2 separate regions of the Homo sapiens genome follow, and region 1 is linked to region 2. Evidence: chromatin loops called from intact Hi-C (ENCODE). Cell type or tissue: mammary epithelial cell. All regions are shown on one strand. Each heading gives the region's core, and the rest is flanking DNA. Links, peaks and the distances in the headings are about the cores only.

The links. A loop is a pair of places that touch in the nucleus more often than their neighbours do. Peaks named below come from ENCODE experiments on the same cell type or tissue, not always from the same donor. Only the 100,000 strongest peaks of a DNase experiment are listed, where the experiment ranks them.
Region 1: a loop joins it to region 2, with 4 times the contacts of the local background. A loop is called at or near these places in 2 of 110 quality-filtered maps.

Annotation. Positions count from the first base shown.
Region 1 is chr4:57,296,237-57,308,875 of GRCh38, forward strand. No RefSeq gene overlaps it. Among named protein-coding and RNA genes, the nearest start is that of LINC02380, 120 kb to the right of the region's middle. In mammary epithelial cell, for the core only: a CTCF peak has its summit at 7,319 (motif pointing left); a DNase peak (open chromatin) is centred at 7,025; H3K27me3 peaks cover 176 bases.
Region 2 is chr4:57,181,741-57,194,379 of GRCh38, forward strand. It overlaps IGFBP7-AS1 (IGFBP7 antisense RNA 1), which reads left to right. Exons shown (of 5, transcript NR_034081.1): 2 at 6,430-6,579. Among named protein-coding and RNA genes, the nearest start is that of IGFBP7, 78 kb to the left of the region's middle. RefSeq lists an enhancer at 12,323-12,639. In mammary epithelial cell, for the core only: no CTCF peak of the experiment used is centred there; a DNase peak (open chromatin) is centred at 5,671; H3K27ac peaks cover 1,364 bases.

The DNA.
Region 1 (12,639 bases), core at 4,578-9,577, 120 kb after region 2:
ATGGGGTTGTTTGTTTTTTTTCTTGTAAATTTGTTTGAGTTCTTTGTAGATTCTGGATATTATCCCTCTGTCAGGTGGGTAGATTGCAAAAATTTTTTCCCATTCTGTAGGTTGCCTGTTCACTCTGATAGTAGTTTCTTTTGCTGTGCAGAAGCTCTGTAGTTTAGTTAGATCTGATTTGTCAATTTTGGCTTTTGTTGCAATTGCTTTTGGTGTTTTAGACATGAAGTCCTTGCCCATGCTTATGTCCTGAATGGCATTGCCTAGGTTTTCTTCTGGGGATTTTATGGATTTAGGTCTAACATTTAAGTCTTTAATCTATCTTGAATTAATTTTTGTATAAGGTGTAAGGAAGGGATCCAGTTTCAGCTTTCTACATATGGCTAGCCAGTTTTCCTAGCACCATTTATTAAATAGGGAATCCTTTCCCCATTGCTTGTTTTTGTCAGGTTTGTCAAAGATCAGATGGTTGTAGCTGTGTGGTATTATTTCTGAGGGCTCTGTTCTGTTCCATTGGTCTATATCTCTGTTTTGGTACCAGTACCATGCTGTTTTGGTTACTGTAGCCTTGTAGTACAGTTTGAAGTCAGGTAGAGTGATGCCTCCAGCTTTGTTCTTTTGGCTTAGGATTGACTTGATAATGTGGGCTCTTTTTCAGTTCCCTATGAAGTTTAAAGCAGTTTTTTCCAATTCTGTGAAGAAAGTCATTGGTAGCTTGATGGGGATGGCATTGAATCTATAAATTACTTTGGGCAGTAAGGCCATTTTCATGATGTTGATTCTTCCTATCCGTGAGCATGGAATGTTCTTCCATTTGTTTGTGTCCTCTTTTATGTCATTGAGCAGTGGTTTGTAGTTCTCCTTGAAGAGGTCCTTCACATCCCTTGTAAGTTGGATTCCTAGGTATTTTATTCTCTTTGAAGCAGTTGTGAATGGGAGTTCACTCGTGACTTGGCTCTCTGTTTGTCTGTTATTGATGTATAAGAATGCTTGTGATTTTTGCACATTGATTTTGTATCCTGAGACTTTGCTGAAGTTGCCTATCAGCTTAAGGAGATTTTGGGCGGAGATGATGGGGTTTTCTAGATATACAATCATGTCATCTGCAAACAGGGACAATTTGACTTCCTCTTTTCCTAATTGAATACCCTTTATTTCCTTCTCCTGCCTGATTGCGCTGGCCAGAACTTCCAACACTATGTTGAATAGGAGTGGTGAGAGAGGGCATCCCTGTCTTGTGCCAGTTTTCAAAGGGAATGCTTGCAGTTTTTGCCCATTCAGTATGCTATTGGCTGTGGGTTTGTCAAAAATAGCCCTTATCATCTTGAGATATGTCCCATCAATACCTAATTTATTGAGAGTTTTTAGCATGAAGGCTGTTGAATTTTGTCAAAGGCCTTTTCTGCATCTATTGAGATAATCATGTTATTTTTGTCTTTGGTTCTGTTCATGTGATGGATTACGTTTATTGATTTGTGTATGTTGAACCAGCCTTGCATCCCAGGGATGGAGCCCACTTGATCATGGTGGATAAGCTTTTTGATGTGCTGCTGGATTCGGTTTGCCAGTATTTTATTGAGGATTTTTGCATCGATGTTCATCAGGGATATTGGTCTAAAATTCTCTTTTTTTGTTGTGTCTCTGCCAGGTTTTGGTATTAGGATGATGCAGGCCTCATAAAATGAGTTAGGGAGGATTCCCTCTTTTTCTATTGATTGGAAGAGTTTCAGAAGGAAACCAGCTCTTCCTTGTACCTCTGGTAGAATTCGGCTGTGAATCCATCTGGCCCTGGACTTTTTTTGGTTGGTAGGCTATTAATTATTTCCTCAATTTCAGAGCCTGTTATTGGTCTATTCAGAGATTCAACTTCTTCCTGGTTTAGTCATGGGAGGGTGTATGTGTCCAGGAATTTTTCCATTTCTTCCAGATTTTCTAGTTTATTTGCATAGAGGTGTTTATAGTATTCTCTGATGGTAGTTTGTATTTCTGTGGGATCAGTGGTGATATCCCCTTTATCATTTTTTATTGTGTCTTAATGATTCTTCTCACTTTTCTTCTTTAGTAGTCTTGCTAGTGGTCTATCAATTTTGTTGATCTTTTCAAAAAACCAGCTCCTGGATTCATTGATTTTTTGAAGGGTTTTTTGTGTCTCTATCTCCTTTAGTTGTGCTCTGATCTTAGTTATTTCTTGCCTTCTGCTAGCTTTTGAATGTGTTTGCTCTTGCTTCTCTGGTTCTTTTAATTGTGATATTAAGGTGTCAATTTTTGATCTTTCCTTCTTTCTCTTGTGGGCATTTAGTTCTATAAATTTCCCTCTACACGCTGCTTTAAATGTGTCCCAGAGATTCTGCTATGTTGTGTCTTTGTTCTCGTTGGTTTCAAAGAACATCTTTATTTCTGCCTTCATTTCATTATGTACCCAGTAGTCATTCAGGAGCAGGTTGTTCAGTTTCCATGTAGTTGAGCGGTTTTGAGTGAGTTTCTTAATCCTGAGTTCTAGTTTGATTGCACTGTGGTCTGAGAGACAGTTTGTTATAATTTCTGTTCTTTTACATTTGCTGAGGAGTGCTTTACTTTGAACTATGTGGTCAATTTTGGAATAGGTGTGTTGTGGTGCTGAAAAGAATGTATATTCTGTTGATTTGGGGTGGAGAGCTCTGTAGATGTCTATTAGGTCTGCTTGGTGCAGAGCTGAGTTTAATTCCTGGATATCCTTGCTAACTTTCTGTCTCATGGATCTGTCTAATGTTGACAACGGGGTGTTGAAGTCTCCCATTATTATTGTGTGGGAGTCTAAGTCTCTTTGTAGGTCTCTAATTGTTTCCAGAATTGGTGGGTTCTTGGTCTCACTGACTTCAAGAATGAAGCCGCGGACCCTGGCAGTGAGTGTTACAGTTCTTAAAGGTAGTGTGTCCGGAGTTTGTTCCTTCTGATGTTTGGACGTGTTCGGAGTTTCTTCCTTCTGCTGAGTTTGTGGTCTCGCTGGCTTCAGGAGTGAAGCTGCAGACCTTCACGGTGAGTGTTACAGCTCTTAAGGTGGCGCGTCTGGAGATGTTTGCTCCTCCCGTCCAGAGTTCTTCATTCCTCCTGGTGGGTTCGTGGTCTTGCTAGCCTCAGGAGTGAAGTTGCAGACCTTTGCAGTGAGTGTTACAGCTCATAAAGGCAGTGTGGACCCAAAGAGTCAGCAGCAGCAAGATTTATTGCAAAGAGCAAATGAACAAAGCTTCCACAGTGTGGAAGGGGACCCAAGCGGGTTGCCGCTGGTGGCTCGGGCAGTCTGCTTTTATTCCCTTATCTGACCACACCCACATCCTGCTGATTGGCCCACTTTACAGAGAGCTGATTGGTCTGTTTTACAGAGAGCTGATTGGTCCTTTTTGACAGGGTGCTGATTGGTGCGTTTACAAACCTTGAGCTAGACACAGAGTGCTGATTGGTGCATTTACAATCCTTTAGGTAGACACAAAAGTTCTCCAAGTTCCCACTAGATTAACTAGACACAGAGCACTGATTGGTGCATTTACAATCCCTGAGCTAGACACAGAGTGCTGATTGGTGCATTTACAATCCTCTAGCTAGACATGAAAGTTCTCCAAGTCCCCACTATATTAGCTAGACACAGAGCACTGATAGTGCATTTAGAAACCTTTAGGTAGACACAGAGTGCTGATTGGTGCATTTAGAAACCTTGAGCTAGACACAGAGTGCTGATTGGTGTGTTTACAAACCTTGAGGTAGACACAGAGTGCTGATTGGTGTGTTTACAAATCTTGAGGTAGACACAGAGTGCTGATTGGTGTGTTTACAGTCCTTTAGCTAGACATAAAGGTTCTCCAAGTCCCCACCTGACTCAGGAGCCCAGCTGGCTTCACCTAGTGGATCCTGCACCAGGGCTGCTGGTGGAGCTGCCTGCCAGTCCCGCACCATGTGCCTGTACTCCTCAGCCCTTGGGCAGTCAATGGGAATGGGAGCTGTGGAGCAGGGGGCAGTGCTCATTGGGGAGCCTTGGGCTGTGCAGGAGCCCATGGTGGGAAGGAGGCTCAGGCATGGCAGGCTGCAGGTCCCAAGCCCTGCCCCACGGGCAGGCAGCTGAGGCCCGGTGAGAATTTGAGCACAGCGCAGGTGGGCCAGCACTGCTGGGGGACCCGGCGCACCCTCCGCAGCTGCTGGCCTGGGTGCGAAGCTCCTCTCTGCTCGGGGCCAGTGGCACGGGCCGGCCACTCTGACTGCGGGACCTGCTGAGCCCATGCCCACCCGGAACTCATGCTGGCCCGCAAGTGCCGCGTGCAGCCCCAGTTCCCGCCCACGCCTCTCCCTCCACACCTCCACGCAAGCAGAGGGAGCTGGCTCCAGCCTCGGCCAGCCCAGAGAGGGGCTCCCACAGTGCAGCGGCAGGCTGAAGGGCTCCTCAAGCATGGCCAGAGTGGGCGCCGAGGCCAAGGAGGCACCAAGAGTGAGCGAGGGCTGCCAGCATGCTGTCATGTCTCATAAGGACTTGCTTTATGAATCTGGGTGCTCCTGTATTGGGTGCATATATATTTAGAATAGTTAGCTCTTCTTGTTGAATTGATCCCTTTACCATTATGTAATGGCCTTCTTTGTCTCTTTTGATCTTTGTTGGTTTAAAGTCTGTTCTATCAGAGACTAGGATTGCAACCCCTGCCTTTTTTTGTTTTCCATTTGCTTGGTAGATCTTCCTCCATCCCTTTGTTTTGAGCCTATGTGTGTCTCTGCATGTGAGATGGGTATCCTGAATACAACACACTGATGGTTCTTGACTCACTATCCAATTTGCCAGTCAGTGTCTTTTTTTTTTTTTTTTTGAGATGGAGTCTCACTCTGTCACCCAGGCTGGAGTGCAGTGGCCCAATCTCAGCTCACTGCAAGCTCCACGTCCCAGGTTCATGCCATTCTCCTGCCTCAGCCTCCCAAGCAGCTGGGACTACAGGCGCCTGCCACCACGCCCGGCTAATTTTTTGTATTTTTAGTAGAGACGGGGTTTCACTGTGTTAGCCAGGATGGTCTTGATCTCCTGACCTCATGATCCGCCCATCTCAGCCTCCCAAAGTGCTGGGATTACAGGCGTGAGCCACTGCGCCTGACCCAGTCAGTGTCTTTTAATTGGAGCATTTAGCCCATTTACATTTAACGTTAATATTGTTATGTGTGAATTTGATCCTGTCATTATGATGTTAGCTGGTTATTTTGCTCGTTAGTTGATGCAGTTTCTTCCTAGCTTTGATGGTCTTTACAATTTGGCATGTTTTTGCAGTGGCTGGTACTGGTTGTTCCTTTCCATGTTTAGTGCTTCCTTCAGGAGCTCTTTTAGGGCAGGCCTGGTGGTGACAAAATCTCTCAGCATTTGCTTGTCTGTAAAGTATTTTATTTCTCCTTCACTTATGAAGCTTAGTTTGGCTGGATATGAAATTCTGGGTTGAAAATTCATTTCTTTAAAAATGTTGAATATTGGCCCCCACTCTCTTCTGGCTTGTAGAGTTTCTGCCAAATCAGCTGGTAGTCTGATGGGCTTCCCTTTGTTGGCAACCCGACCTTCCTCTCTGGCTGCCCTTAACATTTTTTCCTTCATTTCAACTTTGGTGAATCTGACAATTATGTGTCTTGGAGTTGCTCTTCTCGAGGAGTATCTTTGTGGCATTCTCTGTATTTCCTGAATTTGAATGTTGGCCTGCCTTGCTAGATTGGGGAAGTTCTCCTGGATAATATCCTGCAGAGTGTTTTCCAACTTGGTTCCATTCTCCCTGTCACTTTCAGGCACACCAATCAGACGTAGATTTGATCTTTTCACATAGTCCCATATTTCCCATATTTCTTGGAGGCTTTGTTCATTTCTTTTTTACTGTTTTTTCTCTAAACTTCTCTTCTCGCTTCATTTCATTCATTTGCTCTTCAACCACTGATACCCTTTCTTCCAGTTGATTGAATTGGCTACTGAAGCTTGTGCATTCATCACGTAGTTCTCATGCCATGGTTTTCAGCTCCATCAGGTCATTTAAAGACTTCTCTACACTGGTTATTCTAGTTAGCCATTCATCTAATCTTTTTTCAAGGTTTTTAGCTACTTTGTGATGGGTTCATACTTCCTCCTTTGACTTGGAGGAGTTTGATTGTCTGAGGCATTCTTCTCTCAACTCGTCAAAGTCATTCTCCATCCAGCTTTGTTGCATTGCTGGTGAGGAGCTGTGTTCCTTTGGAGGGGGAAAGGCACTCTGATTTTTAGAATTTTTAGCTTTTCTGCTCTGTTTTTTCCCCATATTTGTGGTTTTATCTACCTTTAGTTTTTGATGATGGTCACGTACAGATGGGGTTTTGGTGTGGATGTCCTTTTTGTTTGTTAGTTTTCCTTCTAACAGTCAGGAACCTCAGCTGCAGGTCTGTAGGAATTTGCTGGAGGTCCACTCCAGGCCCTGTTTGCCTGGGTATCAGCAATGGAGGCTGCAGAACAGCGAATATTGCTGAACAGAAAATGTTGCTGCTTGATCGTTCCTCTGGAAGTTTCATCTCAGAGGGGTACCTGGCCGTGTGAGGTGTCAGTCTGCCCCTACTTGGGGGTGCCTCCCAGTTAGGCTACTTGGGGTTCAGGAATCCACTTGAGGAGGCAGTCTGTCCATTCTCAGATCTCAAACTCTGTGCTGGGAGAACCACACTCTCTTCAAAGCTGTCAGACAGGGACATTTAAGTCTGCAGAGGTTTCTGCTGCCTTGTGTTTGGCTATGCCCTGCCTCCAGAGGTGGAGTCTACATACAGAGGCAGGCAGGCCTCCTTGAGCTGCGGTGGGCTCCGTCAATTTGGAGCTTCCCAGCTGCTTTGTTTACCTACTCATGCCTCAGCAATGGCGGGTGCCCCTCTGCCAGCCTCGCTGCCACCTTGCATTTCGATCTCAGACTGCTGTACTAGCAATGAGCGAGGCTCTGTGGGCGTGGGAACCTCCAAGCCAGACGTGAGATATAATCTCCTGGTGTGTCGTTTGCTAAGACCACTGGAATGTGCAGTATTAGGGTGGGAGTGACCCAATTTTCCAGGTGCCGTCTGTTGCAGCTTTGCTTGGCTAGGAAAGGGAATTCCCTGACCCCCTGTGCTTCTGGGGTGAGGCAATGCCTCACCCTGCTTCTGCTCATGCTCGGTGTGCTTCACCCACTGTCCTGTACCCACTGTCCAACAAGCCCCAGTGAGATGAACCCGGTATCTCAGTTGGAAATGCAGAAATCACCCATCTTCTGCGTTGCTCATGCTGGGAGCTGTAGATTGGAGCTGTTCCTATTCAGCCATCTTGGAACTGCTGCCCCCATGTGGGTTTCTTAAAGCACAAACACAGTGACTGGGCTACAAGAGGAAATGTTCCAAGAGGAGACAGGAGATGAGCAGAGGTGCCAAGGAGAGGTGCAGATCTCTCAGTCTTGAAAGATACGTAGCTCCCTTCTGCCACATTGTAGCAATTAGAGTGATGCACAGGGCCAGTCCAGATCCAGTGTGGTTGTACCAAGATGTACAAGGAGGTTTGGTCACTGGGACTGTCTCTGGAGATTAGCTACCACAGCATCTAATCAGAAATGAGAAAGGGGTGGAGAGAGGCTGGTCATCACATACAAAGTTCCACTTAGGAGAATTGAGTTCTGGCATTCTATTGCACAGTAGAGTGTCTATAGTCAACAATAAAATATAGTATATGTCAAAAGAACTAGAAGGTAGCATTTTGAATATTCTCATCACAAAGAAATGATAAACATTTGAGGTATGTATATATGTATCAAAACATCACACTATACCCATAAATACATACAATTAATATGTATTGATTAAAGAGAAAAAAAACTTGAAAGCAAAAAAGGAATTTCATCAAAGTGTTCTAGAGAAAGCTCGGTCTTATTCTTTCTCTGTGACTATCTTCTTTGGTTGTTATGGTGACTTCAACTGGAATCAAGGATATATATTCAGGGCTATCTCTCTCTCTCTCTTCTTTTTTCTTGAGACAGAGTTTCACTCTTGTCACCCAGGCTGGAGTGCAATGGTGCAATCTTGGCTCACTGCAACCTCTGCTTCCTGGGTTCAAGCAATTCTCCTGCCTCGGCCTCCCAAGTAGCTGGGATCACAGGCACCTGCCACCATGCCCGGCTAATTTTTGTATTGTTTTTAGTAGAGACGGGGTTTCACCATGTTGGCCTTGAACTCCTGACCTCAGGTGATCTGCCTGCTTTGGCCTCCCAAAGTGCTGGGATTACAGGCACCTGCCACCATGCCCAGCTCTCTCTCTTATTTTAAATTGACTTTTATTTTAGATTTAAGGAGTACATATACAACTTTGTTACTTAGGTACACTGTGTGATGCTGAGGTTTGGAGTATGGTTTATTCTGTCACCCAGGTAGTAAGCATGATACCCAATAGAGAGGTTTCTCAACTTTTGCTCCCCTCTCTCCCTTCCCTCTCTAGTAGTCCCCAGTGCCTATTGTTGCCATCTTTATGTCCGTGTGTACCCAAAGTTTAGCTCCCACTTATAATCGAGAACATGTGGTATTTGGTTTTCTGTTCCTGAGTTAATTCGCTTAGAATAATGTCCTCCAGCTGCATCCATGTTGCCATAAAGGACATGATTTTTAAAAAAAAAATTTTTATGGTTATGTAGTATTTCATGGTATATATGTACTGCATTAAAAAAAATCCAATCCACACTGATGGTCATCTAGGTTAATTCCATGTCTTTGCTGTGTCTTTTCTATGATTATGAATAGTGCTTCCATGAACCTATGAGTGCATGTGTCTTTTTGATAGACCGGCTTACTTTCTTTTGGATGTGTACCTAGTAATGAGATTGCTCGGTTGAATGGTAGTTCTAAGTTCTTAGAGAAATCTCTAAACTGCTTTCCACAGTGACTGAATTAATTTACATTCCCACTGACATAAGCATTCTCAGGGCTATTAAACAGGAATAGATTTGAGGTAAAAGTTGTTACAAGATAAAGCAATGTTACCTCTCTTTTGAATTTTCTTATGTATTAAGTAGAGCTGACAGGTGACAATCTGCACTCTTTTTGTCTAGGAAAGTTTTTCCAGGTATTTCTCATTTCTCCTTGCTGCTATAGTGGTTGAATGCAGGCTCTGAAATCAAGTTTCTTGGCTTTGAATTTCAGCTCCTTCAATAACAAGTTATGTGAATCTTGGCAAGAAATTGGTAGTCACAAGCCCCAGTTTCCTCATCTTTATAATGGGGATATTCATTCTACTGTATAGACTGTGAGAATTGAGATAATGCATATAAAGTGCTTATCATAGTGCCTGACATGCAGTAAGGTTCCGGGAATTGTAGCTACTTTTATGCAATAAATAATGAGTGCATGGGAGAACCTAATACCAAGGAGTTGAGCATAAAGGCATATTATGGGGAGAGGTCACAACCAGATAGGAGGAGATCCCCTAAGCCAAACATCTTTGAAGTAAGAGCAAATATTGCTGTACCAAATAGATCTCCTATTCTTTGCTTTCTTTCTTTTTCTTTCTTTTTTTTTTTTTTTGAGATGAAGTCTTGCTCTCTCACCCAGGCTAGAGTACAGTGGTGCGATCTCGGCTCCCTGCAACCTCTGCCTCCCAGGTTCAAGCAATTCTCCCACCACAGCCTCCTGAGCAGAGATTAAAGGCACCCACCATCATGCCTGGCTAATTGTTTGTATTTTTTTTTTTTTTAGTAGAGATGGGGTTTCACCATGTTGGCCAGGCTGGTCTTGAATGCCTGACCTCAGGTGATCCGCCTGCCTCGGCTTCAGGCGTGAGCCACCATGCCCGGCCTGAATTCTTTTAAACGATGTCATGGCTCCTGCAAAGAAAAGATTGGGTATTAACTACCAGATGCTTATCAGAAATGAAGGTGATAATTTCCATGAATTGTGCCATCTGGAAAAGCAAAACTTGCATATTTCATTTTTTTTTTTTCCTATTTCCCCTATTCATTTGCCATTTACTGTACTGTGTCCCAGTGGTTGGAACAGAGAAGCTCATCAAGGATTTGCCTGTCATGGGGATTTCTCCTTTCTTCTGGCCTTATTGATTGCATGTGCAGGGACCTCTGGCCTCTTGTCTCACCCATTATTTTTTATGAGTTACATCAGTAGCATGCACTGGTCTCTGATTCTTAAGTGAAGAAAAAGACCCCAAATCCCGGAATATGTTGTCTTATTTATCTTTTGTACTACTCTACATAAAATGAGAAAACCCTTGCTGCAAGTGGCATATCTTCCTGCACATGGCTTTCCCAAGGTCTAGTGTGGGGGTGAGGGGCAGGAAAGGGTCATAAATTATTTGAGTTACAGATTGAAAGACTGATATGGTTTGGCTCCGTGTCCCCACCTAAATCTCATCTCAAATTGTAATCCTCATGTGTCAGGGGAGGGGCCTGGTGGGAGGTGATTGAATCATGGAGTGGACTTCCCTCTTGCAGTCCTCGTGATAGTGAGTTCGTTCTTCCGATATCTGGTTGTTTGAAAGCATGTGACACTTCTTTCTTCACTTTCTGTCTGTCTCCTGCTCTGCCATTGTGAAGATGTGCATGCTTCCCCTTCACCTTCCGCCATGATCGTAAGTTTCCTGAGGCCTCCCAGTTACACTTTCTGTTAAGTTTGTGGAACTTTGAGTCAGTAAAACTTCTTTTCTTTATAAATTACCCAGTCTCCGGTAGCTCTTGGTAGCAGTGTGAAAATGGGTTAATACAAAGGCCAATCTTTCAATGGGCCTGCCGGTGCTGATACCATAATTGTCAATGCATCACCTTTATTTATCCATTGGTCCTAAATCAGGAGAAAGAAGAAAAGGGTATTATGTATATTATGTATTAACTCTCTACAATTCCAGCAATGACATTTTCCAGCCTCCACTTGCTGGAGTTATCTGAATGATTGAGACCAATGTGATTCAAGTGAAGCCATATACATTTTTCTTAAAAGAAATGAATATTTCTTTAGTGTCTATATATGAGCGGTAAAAACCTTTTTTTTTTTTTGAATAGCAAACATTTACAGAGTTCTGAAAAAGCATTGCTTCTTGCATATTCACAGTATTTCAGTCAGTGAGACAGGAGTGCTTCTCTTTACCTATTCAACAAATATTTATTTAGCACCTTTTACATGCCAAATACTGTCTTAGATGTTGATGCTATCTCTGGGAAGCAAAAACAGATGAGGCTCCGACTCTTCTTTTTGATCTTATATTCTTCTAGGGGAGACAGGCATGAATCTAAAAATAAATAACACAAACTATTGTATGCATAAGAATATGCAGAGACCAGTGTGATGAAGCAACAGTACATGATTCTTTGAGATTGTTTAATAAATGCCCTGACCTAGACCATGTGTGGGATTGGGAGCCTGGAAAGTTATCTCTGAAAAAATGATGCTTGAGCTGAGGATAATCACAAATAAATAAACAAGTGAGTTGAAGTTAACTGTATGTGTATCTATGGAGAAACAATTAACTGGCTCTCTAACTTTTTATTTTACCATCTGCAGTATTATCTTAAGCCTTTCTGAATAATATCCAGATATGTCAATGAATTCTACCGTACTTTCCAATTACCTTGGCCAGATTTCCCAAACCTAAAATGAGAACACATGACCTGACAGAATATTATTTCCTGAGTTGTCAATTTATTTTTGTTTACTCACTCACTCTTCTCATTAACTCATCCACTCATCCACTCATCCACTTTTCCACCCATCTACCCATCAACCATTTATCCATCCAACCATCCATCCATCCATCCATCCATCCATCCAAATACACATTTATCAATTGCCTGCATGTGCCCAGCATCATGCTAGGGAATGAGGTATAGAAAGGTCTAAGAATGAATTATTGGTTAATTGACATTAACTATATGTTTGGGCTCCTACACTACTGTGCTTCTCTCTGCCCTTTCAAGAATTGTGTTTATTAATTTCTGTGTCTGTCTCCTTCATGAGACTCGGCTCCTCAGTCAGGTACCACTTCTCATTTATTTCTGGGTTCCCAGTACCTAATACGGTGACTGATGCACAGTTAGTATTTAAGAAATACTTGTTAAATAAATAAATGTACTGTATTACTATTATTGAATAACATAACATTAAATATCAGATTGATGATCAGTGTTGTGTGAGCTAACATTTGAGTAACTTGTTTGATGCTACAGTGTAAACTAATAATGTCACATCTTAAAAGAAGTAGATGGCTTCTGGTGAGACAGTGACACGCATGGCCAGGAGCCATCCATACTGGTTCGTCTGCTATTCTCTTATCTGATCTCTCAGCCAAACACTTTGTTTCTCAGTGCCTCAAGTCTTGGAATCTTTCAGGTACCAAAAGCAGTAACCACATTACCCTGCTCCTTGGGAAGGTTAATGACATGAGATAGGTTGAGAGATTCTATTCCTTGTACACAAGGATAAACCAAGGTTTTTAATAATTATAGCAACCTATGACTTGGCCTATCTTAATCACACCACACTACATTGTGTCTCGGGATTTTAGAAGAGTTTTGATGAAATAGTGAAAAGCAAAAGGTATTTGAACTTTCTTCTTAGCTTCAGAAATAATTTCTATAAATTTCACAGTTGAGTTCTCTTAAAGTGAAGGCTGTTTGAGAAGAGTGAATTAGGTAC
Region 2 (12,639 bases), core at 3,394-8,393:
CCGTTTGGTATTTTATGATGTGTGGTTAATGGTGTGGAGTTTAGATCCATTCAACCTCCGTCCTGAATCCTGGATCCATCACTTATTAGCTGCGTGATCCTGGGAAACTGACTTAATGGCTCCATGCCTCAGTTTCTTCGCCTGTAAAGTGGGGTTAATATCGGTAACCTACCTCATAGGATGCTAGGAGGACTGAGTTAACGCATGTAACACATTTACAACAGAGCCTGCAACATATGCTATATGAGTGCTAGATGAGGTTTAGCTATTCTTTTCACACCTGAATACTATTTCATAATATATTTAGTCTATTACTTGACATATAAGTTGTTTGTGATTCTTTTTTTTTTTTTTTTTTGCTAAAACAAACACTGTTGTGATCAGTATACGTTTACATATCCCTTTGTGCACATGTGGAAGTGTTTCTGTAGAATAAATTTCTTGGAATAGCATTAGTGGGCCTGAGGGTGTGGGGATTTTCAGTGGTAACATCAGTTGGTGGGCTCTGCTTGACCATGCTTTTCTTGGTTCACTCATATCAGCTCACCCAGTAGCAGCTGTTGGGCATCCTGCCAGTGTCCTTCCGTCACATGTCCAGTGGTTGGCAGAGCTATGTGGCAGTAAGCATTCCTCTTTGTCTTCCCAGGGCCTGGCCCTTTGTCAGCGTTCATTAGACTGGATGGCTTGGCTTCCTGGTGATCCTGATGGAGATTCTGAATTGCTACTTTATGTAAAGCATGGTGCCCGGGGGAGACATGCCCAGGGCCAAGAACCTTGATCAGACCCACATGCCCAGCGTAAGGCTGAGGATGAGATTGTACAAGTGGTCAAGAGAATCAACATGGTTTCACCCTTGAATCAGTCCAGGTTCACTAGGGGTTCCATGACATGGCACTTTTTAACTTGGCGATCATGTCTTTGCTCAGTGATATGGGGTAGGTGTGGATGTGATGATTCACACGATGCAGGGATCGAGTGCACCTCCCAAAAAACAGGAAGTGAAATAAAGCGGCACTGTGTATTGCTGCTATGACATTTCTCTTGATCTTATTAACACAGGAGGGGCTAAGCAATAAATGTGATAATCTCACTTGGGGAATTTGGGGTTGGTTGTTTATCCAATCCTTGAACATTTATTGAACAGTTATTTTGTGTCAGACACGGTTATTGATGTTGGGGTATGGAACTATGGACTAAGGCATAATTTCAACCTTTGAAAACTCCACAGAAGCTTTAAGAACCCTTGAGGAGACTTAATTTTTCAAGAACAATGGGAATGAAGATATAATACTGCAGGTGGGGCCTGAGCTCCACCCTGGATGAGGCTGGGGGATGGGTATGCATGGGATTATTGGGGTCCCTTCACACAGAAATGCTCACTGGAGAGGCTTTCCTGTACAAATATTAGAAATGTAAAATTACATGTTAATTTCTTTTTCTGTGCTTAGAAAAGGTGCAGGATATATAATTTAGAAAAATGTAAAGGAAAGTTAAAGATCACCTATAACTGTCTCATCCCAATGCAACCATTGTGGAATGTACGTGTATTTATTTCTTTATCATGTTTGTATGTAGGTGCATTTTAAAAGCAAAATTAGGAATCATACTTCATATTCTGCTTTGTGACTTGCTTTGTCACTCAAACTGCATTAGAAGCATTTCACAAATCTTTGAATATTCCTTTACTACATGATATGTAATGGATTATGGTGTTCTGTTATATATTATAGTCAAGTTAGTCAATTAATGATTTGAAAGGGCACACTGGTTAATTATTGTTGTCTTTTCTCCTACGCCTCCTGGTTTTGGCTTTTATTATTTTGTAAAGATGCAGGAGAAATCTTGAGTTCTGAGTGGTTATCCCATCCTTTGTGAACACTGCTGTCAGGCACACAAAACAACATGGGCTGGGCATGGTGGCGGGCGCCTGCAGTCGAGAGGCTGAGGCAAGAGAATCTCTTGAACCTGGGAAGTGGAGGTTGCAGTGAGCCGAGATCGTGCCACTGCATTCCAGCCTGGGCGACAAGAGCAAGACTCCATCTCAAAAAACAAACAAACAAACACACACACACACACACACACACACACACACAAACCCACAACATGATTCCAGTTTCTATGCTCATTTTAGAATCCTGCACCTGACCACCACGCAAAAATTCCTCTGGATAACTTCATCTGGGCCTTCCCTCCGGTGGAACTGGAAGATTGTTTTCCAAACTCCACTCCTTTTCCATTTGTGTTGTCCACTCACCGAGTGCCCCTTCTTCTTTCATTTTTAGACACCTCGGCTGCAGCTGACTCCAGAAACATATTCCCTCTTTAAGTCTCGGCTCCACAGGTTGCCTCTTCTCCTCATCATTTCTCGTTTCTCACCGTGAAAATCTTTGCTTTCTCTCTTTATGGCTTCCTGAGACCCGAAAATAGAGGTAATTTAAATTTGGTAATTATGATGACAACAAAACAACTTATGTTGAAATGCAGAGTTTAAAATGCCAGAGTTTCCTACTGTTGAGATCTCTCTGCCTTCATTCTGTGGATACCGCTGTGGGAGCTTACCTGAGTCTGCCCCAGATCAGGAGGCCAAGCATGAGGCGATGAGAAACAGCTTCTGCACAGAGGTGGTGACTTCTACCTCTTGGGGGATGGGGGCTGGTCAGCCAGAGCTACCACATTCAGGTTCAGCCCCTTCAGACCTTCCTAAGCTCCAGGTGGAATCTTTGCCTTCCCACCTTCTGGACCCTGCACGGGGAGGGTCTCGGGCTGTAGCCACGAGGCGGCATTAGGCAGCTAGAATCACAGAGTGGGGACTGGGGGATGGGGTTTCTTCTCTGACAGTGGTTAGGTGAGTCACTCTCTGTGGGCTGCTCATGGCAGCCTCTTCCTCCATCCTTGAAGCGGGCCTTCCAAAGACTTCACCTGCTCCGTTATAAAAGGCTTTGAGTTCTGCAAGAGGCAGCTGTGAATGTATTAGCATCCTGCTTTCTGTATGAACATCCTGCTTTCTGGCACATGGCTAGGCCACCGCTTAAACAACCGGCGCCAATTCACAGTGAAAAAAGATCTGCTCAAAGCTGGTTTCAGAAGGAGGACACGGGAGGCGTATAATATCGAGCCCGTCTCCCGACGGTGCCATCTGTTCTCATTAAGGCAGCCACAGCGCCGAAGGAAGGGCCTCCAGGTGCACACAAGGAAGCCTGCTCGCCTTGTTATCCTCTCAGAGACTTTGCCTTTTGTTTTGTTTAGTTTTGTTTTTGTCTGGCAGGCTCAAAAAGACACTGTTCTACTTTCCGCAGAAGAATCACTCTCACATTTTAAGAAATTAAGTCTCTGGGAAAAAAAATATTGTTTGAGAGGGCTTGTAATGGCTCCTTGACCACATGCTGTGCCTGCCAATTTATAACAGAGAAATATTACAGAAGTTGGGATCCAAGGTTGGTGTGCACAGCCATTGCTTAAAGAGGGATGGATGCTTCCTGGGGACAATGATCTTCCCCCGGGCCCCCCAGCATTTATTCAATCTGGAGAGAATTGTCTGCCAGGCTCCCACTCCTACATCCCAGGAAGAGCTGGGCACATTCATCATCTTGTGTATTCAGAAAGTGATGATAATTCCTCTGAGAGCCAACTGGGCTGGGGAGGGTGTGATCAAACTTCTGCTGGCAATCAGACTGCCTTTGGGGAGGGGAGTCTCCATTTTGCAGGTATGTCTCTACTGCCAGTCTGCAGGGAAGCCTACCCAGTCAACAATATGTTACCATGAAAATCTCCTTTTGGGGGTATCTTATATCACATTATAGGGAAAGGCAGAGGAAATATCAAAAGCATTTGGCCCTGAATTTAAAATGATCTTTCCGTAGATTTTTATAGACTTTGTTTTACAAGATTGGTGTAAGGCCTAAAGCATGTCTTCAGGCCTCTTACATATCCTCCTTCTCTCTGGGGGTTTCCTTCCTGCCTGCCCTCAACATCCCTTACCACACACCTATTCTGTTTCTCCCCACATGCATGGTTTGTATATTATGTCCTGTCAGTCAATTCCTACTAAAATGTTAGCTGATGTTAGGGTATTCTCGTGGGAAGATATTTGCATTTTAATAGGTGGCTTGAATATAGAAAAGCTTCATCCTAAAGTTGCAAAACTTTAGGGGAAAAACAGGCAATTTTGGATAGAGTGAGGGATGAGGGGATGAGAAGGGGGAATGTATGTGAGGTCAGAGACATTCTCACATCTCACTGTGCATCATCCATAGAACTTGCCTTTCTTTTCTCTCTTTTTTTTCTTTGTCCCTGACCTCAGAGTAAATGGCACCTCACACACTCTTGTGGGCCAGAAAGAAAGTCTTTCATAGGCAGATAGGAAATAAGACAGCAGTTTTTCCAAGAGTACTGAAATGCAACAAGTCTACTGGTCTGTTGAGTTAAAAAATGGTCAGTTTGGTTGTTCTTGTTCATCTAGTTCAGCTGATTGGTTCGGTAGAAGCAATAGAGTACTGTACTACAGTATAGTAAAACTGTTGCTTCACAGCAGCCATCCCTAAACTTTTTGGCACCAGGGACTGGTTTCATGGAAGACGTTTTTTTTTCCACAGAAGGGGCGGGAGATGGTTTTGGGATGAAACTGTTCCACCTCAGACAAGATCATCAGCTATTAGCATATTAGATTCTCATAAGGAGAACACAACCGAAATCCCTTGCATGAGCAATTCACAATAGGGCTTGCACCCCTATGAGAATCTAATGCAGCTGCTGATCCGACAGGAGGCGGAGCTCAGGTGGTAATGCTGCTCACTTCCTGCTGTGGGGCCCTGTTCCTAACTCATACCAGTTTGTGGACCAGGGGCTGGGGACCCCTGATTTACAGCACTAAGTTACCAGTTTCCACGTCGGTGGGATTGGCGGAAACTTTTCAAGCTCTGTGTGATGGAGTAACACAGGGTAGAAAGAGTACCCTTGTGAAAAGCCTGGCTGCATCTGCCCCTTTATAAAGGAGACAATTGAAGCTAATTTATTTTTAAAACACAAAATGAAATTTGGTTTGAAATTTGAGGAGGAGATACATTGATGTTGCCTCTGAGAAGGAGTCAAAGACCAATAAAAGGTGGTTCTTTCTGTTCCCAAACCCAGAAGCCAATAGGGGCCACAGAAGGAGCACAGTGCCACGGTGACCATGCTGCAGCATTGTCAGATTTAGCAAGAAGAAATACAGGGTGCCCAGGGAAGTTTGAATTTCTGATGAACACTGAAGACTCTTTTAGTATGTATGATTTTTGGAACATATTTATAGAAAAAAATTATTTATCTGAATTCAAACTGAGTGTCCTATATTTTTGTCTGGCAATCTGGTACCATACTGCCCCTTTGTAATTCCTTGTATATGTTGTTAAAGAATAATTTTTCTGAAGGGTAAAATTATAACTCTTGTATGATTATAAAATGAACATGTGTCAAAGATTTTTTTAGTTCACTGATTAATGAGCGAATCAGTAAGATGTCACAACTGGTTAGAAGAATTCAGAACACACACACACACACACACACACGCACGCACACACACAATCAGGAAAGGCTGAACTGAATTTGTTAATAGTTGCAAAACTACCCAAATTCCTAGGACAATAATCAACTGCATTCCACTGGGCAAAATTAATTTGCGTTTCTATGGACAAGAATCATTTGCATTACTCTCAGTTTTCTACAACTTGCAGTAGTTGTAAAATAGGCCAAAGACAATGAACACTACAGAATAACCAGGAAGGGTGTGTTAGAACATCCATGAATCATCTTTGCCTATTTCAAAGCCTTTCACAATGGAAACATTTGACAGTGTTGTGCTCTCTCCTATCTCGGGCCTTTGCACCTGATGGTTCCTCCACTTTTTTAGTTGTCTTGAACTTACCCTTGACTGTGGGAGATCAGGATATGCCACTCCAAAATATGCCTCTTTGGCATGAGGATTGTTGAGCTGACCGCAAATAAGGAGAAACACATGCAGGAAAGCACCCTGCTCTTTCCCTATTTGCCTCAAATCAGGACATACATTTATGAAGACAAAAGACATCCCACCTCCTCTTGCTCCCCAGGCAAACAGAGATTAACCACTTAAGACAACTTTGGATCCTTACATGCCTGGAGAGAGCACCAGAGGAACCTACATTAACAAGCTTCACCAACTAGCCTTTATCTGCCAATTATTTGCCTTTCCAAAAGTTGCTGCCCCTAAGGACTCAAAGTTCTTTTCCTTTGTGTCACAAATCTAAAAACGTACTGTTCCTTGTTGAAGATACTATATAAATTGGTATTCAAAGCCACCTCTTCGAAAGTTTCTTATTCTCTGGGTTTCTCCCATGTATGTATGAAATATACGTACATCAAACAAACATCTGTTTGTTTTTCTCTCGTTAACCTTTTTTTTTTTGTTTGTTACAGGGGACTGTTCTAAGAACTTATAAGAGTTAAGAAAAAAAATTATCTTCAAACATCATTACCTCTGGAAAGCTCTTCCTGACCCACAAACTAGGTTGGGTTCATGTGCTACAAGCTCTCACAGGACCATGTTTCCTTCATTAGGGCATTTATGTGAGTTTATAATTCATCCTCCTTACTGAGGTTTCTAAGTCCTTGCATGATCTGACCCCTGCACCCATCAGCTTCCCTTTCAATAACTGTGCTCTGGTCATACTTCTCTCCCTTCTGTTCCTCGACCATAACAAGTTCTTCCCTGCCTTAAGGACTTTGCACCTGTTGTTCCCTGTGCCCGGAATATTTTTTCTCTTGGCTCTTGCAAGGCATGTTTCTTTTCATCCGTCAGGTCTCAGTTTGAATGTCAGAAAAGCCTCTCCTGATTATCTTATCTAAAGATGCTCCCTTCTCCACCCTCACTTTCTATTCTAGTGATTCCTCAGCCTTAGCACAGATTAGAATCACCTGGCAGGCCTGATAAAACAAAGGTTGCTGGGGCCCATGGCCAGAGTTTTTGATTCAGCAGGTTTGGAAGCAGCATGAAGTTCTGTGTTTTACCAAGTTCTCAGTTGATGCTGATGCTGCCAGGATGGGCATCACTCTTGGAGAAACACTGCTCTGAGTGTTTTCTTTCAACACCTGACATTATTTTCCCCCTTTGCTGATTTGCTTTCTGTCTCCCATAGAGCTGAAAGTTCCACACGAGCAGAGATAGTGATGCTCCTATTTTCTGATTCATCTACGGTACTAAGAACAGTGCCTTATATAAAAGAAGTTTAATGATTATTTGATGAATGAATGAATGAACCATTTTCTATTTTTTTGTTTTGTATTGTAACAAAGGGTTTGCTTACCAAATTACTGTTGAACTGAGGTGCCAGAACCAAGTTATAGAGATTGGCTTTCATCACTAAGATATGTTTGTGGAAGAGTAGTTGTCTTAATTTAATAAACCACAACAATATTTGACCAGTAACTTGAATAAAGACAAGTGCCTACTGCGGCCTACACTTTCCATTAGCACGCCTTCCTGCTTAGGGTCAATGTCATTAACCAACAGTTGGTTAGATGACATCAGGGCTTTAGGTGCTATTGACAGGTCTCAAGAAGATATGAGTTTTGCCAAGACTGGTAGCTATGATGAGCATTCAGAAGACATATATGGCAAGTGGGGTGAGGGAAGGGCTTGTGCTTTGGCTTTAAGCATGCCTCATGGATGAAGCAGCTTGGGTAAAGGAAGGGAGAGAGAGGAAGCAGGGAGAATCCTTCCTCCAAGCTAGGTTATAGGCAGTGCTCTCACATCCCTGGTCTTGGCAGGTCCTAACTCCAGGCCTCCTGATGCCCATATTCTGTTCCAAAGACCACAGTCCAGGCTTTAGGGCATAGCCTCAGGCTCTCCTACCCACTAACCCTCTAGGTTCTGTTTGTTTCCCCCCTTCTACTCTCTTCTATGCCATTCCTCTAGGCTTTTACCTTGCCATGTGACAGGCTTATGTGGTAAACTAATGGGTCCTAATGACTGCCACACACACACACACACACACACACACACACACACACACCCCTATATATAAGGCCACATGCGGTGGTTCACGCCTGTAATCCCAGCACTTTGTGAGGCCGAGGCGAGTGGATTGCTTGAGCTCAGGAGCTTGAGACCAGCCTGGGCAACATAGTGAATCCCTGTCTCTACAAAAAAGTTCAAAAATTAGCCAGGCATGGCGGCGCTCACATGTAGTCCCAGCTACTTGGGAGTCTGAGGCAGGAGGATTGCTTGAGTCCAGGAGGTCGAGGCTGTAGTGAGCCATGTTCATGGCCTGGGTGACAAAGTGAGACCCTGTCTCAAAAAAATATTTATATATCCATATGTATCTCCTTGGGGTGTGTGTGTGTAGTGAGACACAATATGGCATAGTGCCTAAAAGCATATACTCTGAAGCCAATCCTATGTTTGAATCTTTTTTCTGCTAAATACTGTGTGTCCCTGAGAAAGTTGCTTACCCATTCTGTTCTTCATATTACGGGGTTAACAACAGCACTAAATCATAGGGTTGTTGTAGATATAAAAGCGATAATAATTGTAAAGGGTTTAGTTCCTGTGCCTTGTAGCTACCAGGATAATAGGCCTAATAGACAGCACCCTATGGAAACAGCTTTCCATTTTAACAAGGGACTTTGGTAAACACATGCGCTGAGTACAACACTCTTGGAAGATCAGATATTTGATGGCATTCAGATGACAGCATGTGAGCAGATGCCTATTCTGTCTGGGTGTTAGGGGACAGAGCACTAGGTGACTTGGCTGCTGTCTCTGATCTTAAAAATTGCTCAGACCCTGGCAATTGAGGATAAGACAATAATAGCAATGTTGTATTCAGGAGCGTTGCTTTAAATAATCCTTCTCCCTAATAGCTTTGCCCCTGGCGTGTGACAGGTGTTTACATTATTAAGTAAAAGCATTTAAACAGCGACCTCCTTGGTATAAGGGTGAAGGAGATTAAAATCCAAGCAGTGCTCCAGCTATTTAAATCAATGAGACTTGTCAGATCTGTAACACATGAGCTACTTAGAGGGCGCAGGCACCTATTGTTTTGGAGCTTCGACTAATATCTCAATATGCTCCCTCCCTCCAAGTCTAGCCAGGCCCTGGGATGCTCATTAAAGGCTGGTCTGACCACGGCCTCTTTCCCTGTGGAAGCAGCATTAACTAACTCTTGGCTAGATGCGTGGCAAATAGTTATGCTATTAGGGAGGATCAGAGCTTGAGTTGATTCCTGCTTAGAGAAATGACCTTGCACGGAATTCCAGCGGTTAAGTTCCTTAGCTAACCAGAAGCAGGGACCATAAACATTGTCCCCTTCTTCCGCTAGGGGGTGCTAAACCAGGCTGCTTGGCTTTGCCCACAGCCATCCTTTCTTGAGTTGTGTTTTCCCAGTCTTTAGCTATGACATTGACAACTTCAGGTCCACCTGCTGCATTGAGGAACCAAGTTTCTGAAACTTAAATCTCTCTCTTTTTTAAAGCTTCATGCTCTCATCATGAACAAGAAACCTCTCTCTTCCTTAGTAATCAAACTTAGATCCTTCATTTGTGTCAACGGAAGGGAAGTCTCCACGTAAGAAGAGCAGCTGGACCTTAAAGATCCAACTCTTATTCCTCAAGATTTATTGTCCCCTTGGAGGTCTCTAGCTAATTTCTGCAGGTCCTACAAGGCTGGCTTCAGAGGGAGCTGATTCATTATTAATTCTCCAGTTCTAAGCAGGCGAACAAGGTGGGGGACACTTGAACCTTTTAATTCCTTGGATTCACAGCTGAGCCAGGCTGGCCACAAAAGGAACTGCACACAGGCAGGGTTACAAGGCAAAGTTTACTTTTCTTCAATTTATGGCCTCATATGTCTGCCTGTCTGACTCATGGAATGTTGCCAGGTGGAGGGTTCCTGATGCCAAGAGACCGCTTAAGCCTCATCTGTGGAAGTGCTGGTTCAGCAGAGGGTGAAGCACTTTCTTCCTGGGTGGTCTCAAGTTCTCTTTTCCTGGTGATTGACTTTGGGAAGTTCTTCCTGTCACAGGAAAGCCCTACTTCTATCCATAGCAGCAGGTGAGGCCACAGCCTTTAGTCTCTACATGACTTCTTTGTCAAAATGCAACATCAAAGGGTTCACAAGGAAAAGAGACCCATGCAAATAATCCCTGGCTGCTCACAGTGTCAGGACCAGCAGCACAAGTATCCCCTGGGAGCCTATTAGAAATGCAGAATCTCAGGCCCCCAGCCCTTTTGAAACAGAATTTGCATTTTAACAAGCTGCCTAGATAGTTTGTGTGCATGCTGCAGCTTGGGAAATAGTGACAGAGCAGAGAGACAGCCTTTTGTCTACACTGTCTCTTTCCACCACAAGAAACAACTGCATTAAAGCTTGGTTCAAGGAAAAGTCCTGTGATGTCCCTGTCCTTTGGAGCTGAGGAATTAACATGGGCTCTGTGGGGTTTTTCTGGAGGATGGCAGAATTGTTGGGGATGCTTGAACTTCTGAAAATGTTTGAAGGGAGAAGGAATGTAACGAACCTTCTGCTCAGAGCAAAGCAATGAGACCGCATCATGGGTTAGAGACCACTGCACAAGTTGCTTTGCTTATTTCTATAATTGTGGTCAGTACCTCTGCCATCTGCCATCTTCCTACAGCAGTGTGTAGGCCTCTAGGAGGCTTTAGCAAGATCAGCACCCAGGTGGAGGCCTCTTAGAAGAAAAAACCCTGTCAAAGTGCAGGGGACTCCCAGACAATGCAACATTCATTTAGGCCAATCAATTCTGTCAAAAATTCATTCGATGAAAATAGTACCAAGTGGGTACTCAACTGCTTAGCCAATTTAGTCTCCACAGCAACTCTGAGGCTACAGGTAAATACAGTCTCAGGCACGGAAGGAAATCTGGTATTTATTCAGAGAGGCAGTAGACATCCCTCTGTCCCTGACTTGCTAGCTATGTGACCCAAGGCAAGTTACTTACCTTCCCCAACCAGTAGCTTCTCCATTTTAAAATGGGTTATCAGAAGGTATTGATCTTCTGGGTGTGTTGTAAATGCTAAGCTTACTATTCATTCTAGGCCAGCCAGGCATGGTGGCTCATGCCTGTAATCCCAGCACTTTGGGAGGCCCAAGCGAGGGGATTGCTTGAGCCCTGGAGTTTGAGACCAGCCTAGGAAACATAGTGAGACCCAGTCCCAGCAAAAAATAAAAAAAAATTAGCTGAGTGTGGTGGTGCATGCTTGTAGTCACAGCTACTTAGGAGGATGAAATAGGAGAATCACTTGAGCCCAAGAGCTCAAGGCTGCAGTAAGCCATGATTGTGCTATTTCACTCCAGCCTGAGTGACAGAGCAAGACTCTGTTTAAAAAAAAAAAAGCACCCTGTAATGCTATTACTCACACGTAAAGTCTTCTCTATAGGAGGTAAGAATGATATTTCAGGAGTGTAAAGAATCTTGATGTCACCTTATGGAAAGGGGATGAAAAAGAAGATGAAAAAGGCTTGTTTTCATTTTGCCAGAGTCATGGATTCCAGTTCCAGGTCTGTTTTGCATCACCATAGTCCCAAACAAGTGTAACATCCAGAGCCCAGGAGGAATTCTGGATGAAATATCAGCCAGGAGCAGGAGTGTGACAGCTGTAGGTCACTTGGGCCATAAAGTTAGTTAATGGGGAAGACAGATGAATGAGTGTATTGTGGCAACATATCAGAAGGTCTGAGGCATAAATAGTGTTGGAAAATAATAAGACAGTTGGTTCTTGAGGATCAACATTGCAGGGAAGGAGAAATGCACAACAAAAGACCATGTTGTGTTTTTGGATGGTGGCCGGGGATGCACATTCACTGCCCCTCCCCTCTTCAACCCCACTCTCCACATCCCGTGACCTGGTGGGATGCCAGTGGTCATGAGATCCCATCACATACATGAGTTTCAAGAGTCACTAACAAGCTTGTAAAGAACAGGTACTTTCTAAGGAATATTCACTCTTGCAGCTGTATTCCTAGGGCTTAAATAGCACACTGTTTTCCACTGACAAATGATTTCGGGTAGGGTGATCTCATGAACTTGTACTAATGGCAGACACATTTGAATTTCTTTTTTATTCTGAAAGTTAACTGCTGAAAGCAAATGTGAAAAAAAAATTATCTCCCTCTGTTTTATCTCTGGGAGAAGATAAAAATACGAGGTGTTTTAATTTGGCAGTGATCTGGGCGCCTTCCGCTGGCCTGTTTTTCTTTTGCGAAGAGCTCCCACTTTCAGGACTGCCGTTTCTTTGATCTTATATTCTGTCTGTGTTCAGGTACCCCTTTGTGCCTACCTGAATCGTGTGTAACAAATCATCTTAATTACTTCAGGCCTGGCTTCCTCCTCCAGTTCTCATTTTCTGAAATTCCTGCGATGGTTACCAAATAAATCAGTGTGGGGCTCCAGCCCTTGGAAACAGCACGGAGGCACCAGCAGCAGCCAGAGGAATTTCAAAGTTAGTTAAAAGGCACAGGAGGAGTGAGGGAATTGATTGAGAACCTCCCTACCCACCATGATTTTCAGCCTGGAGAGTTAGTGCTGCCTGTACTCCAATTCCATGTGCTTTGCGGGGCTCAGCCCTCACACTTTTCCCCGTAGAAGAGAGAATAATTAATGCCGTGACCCC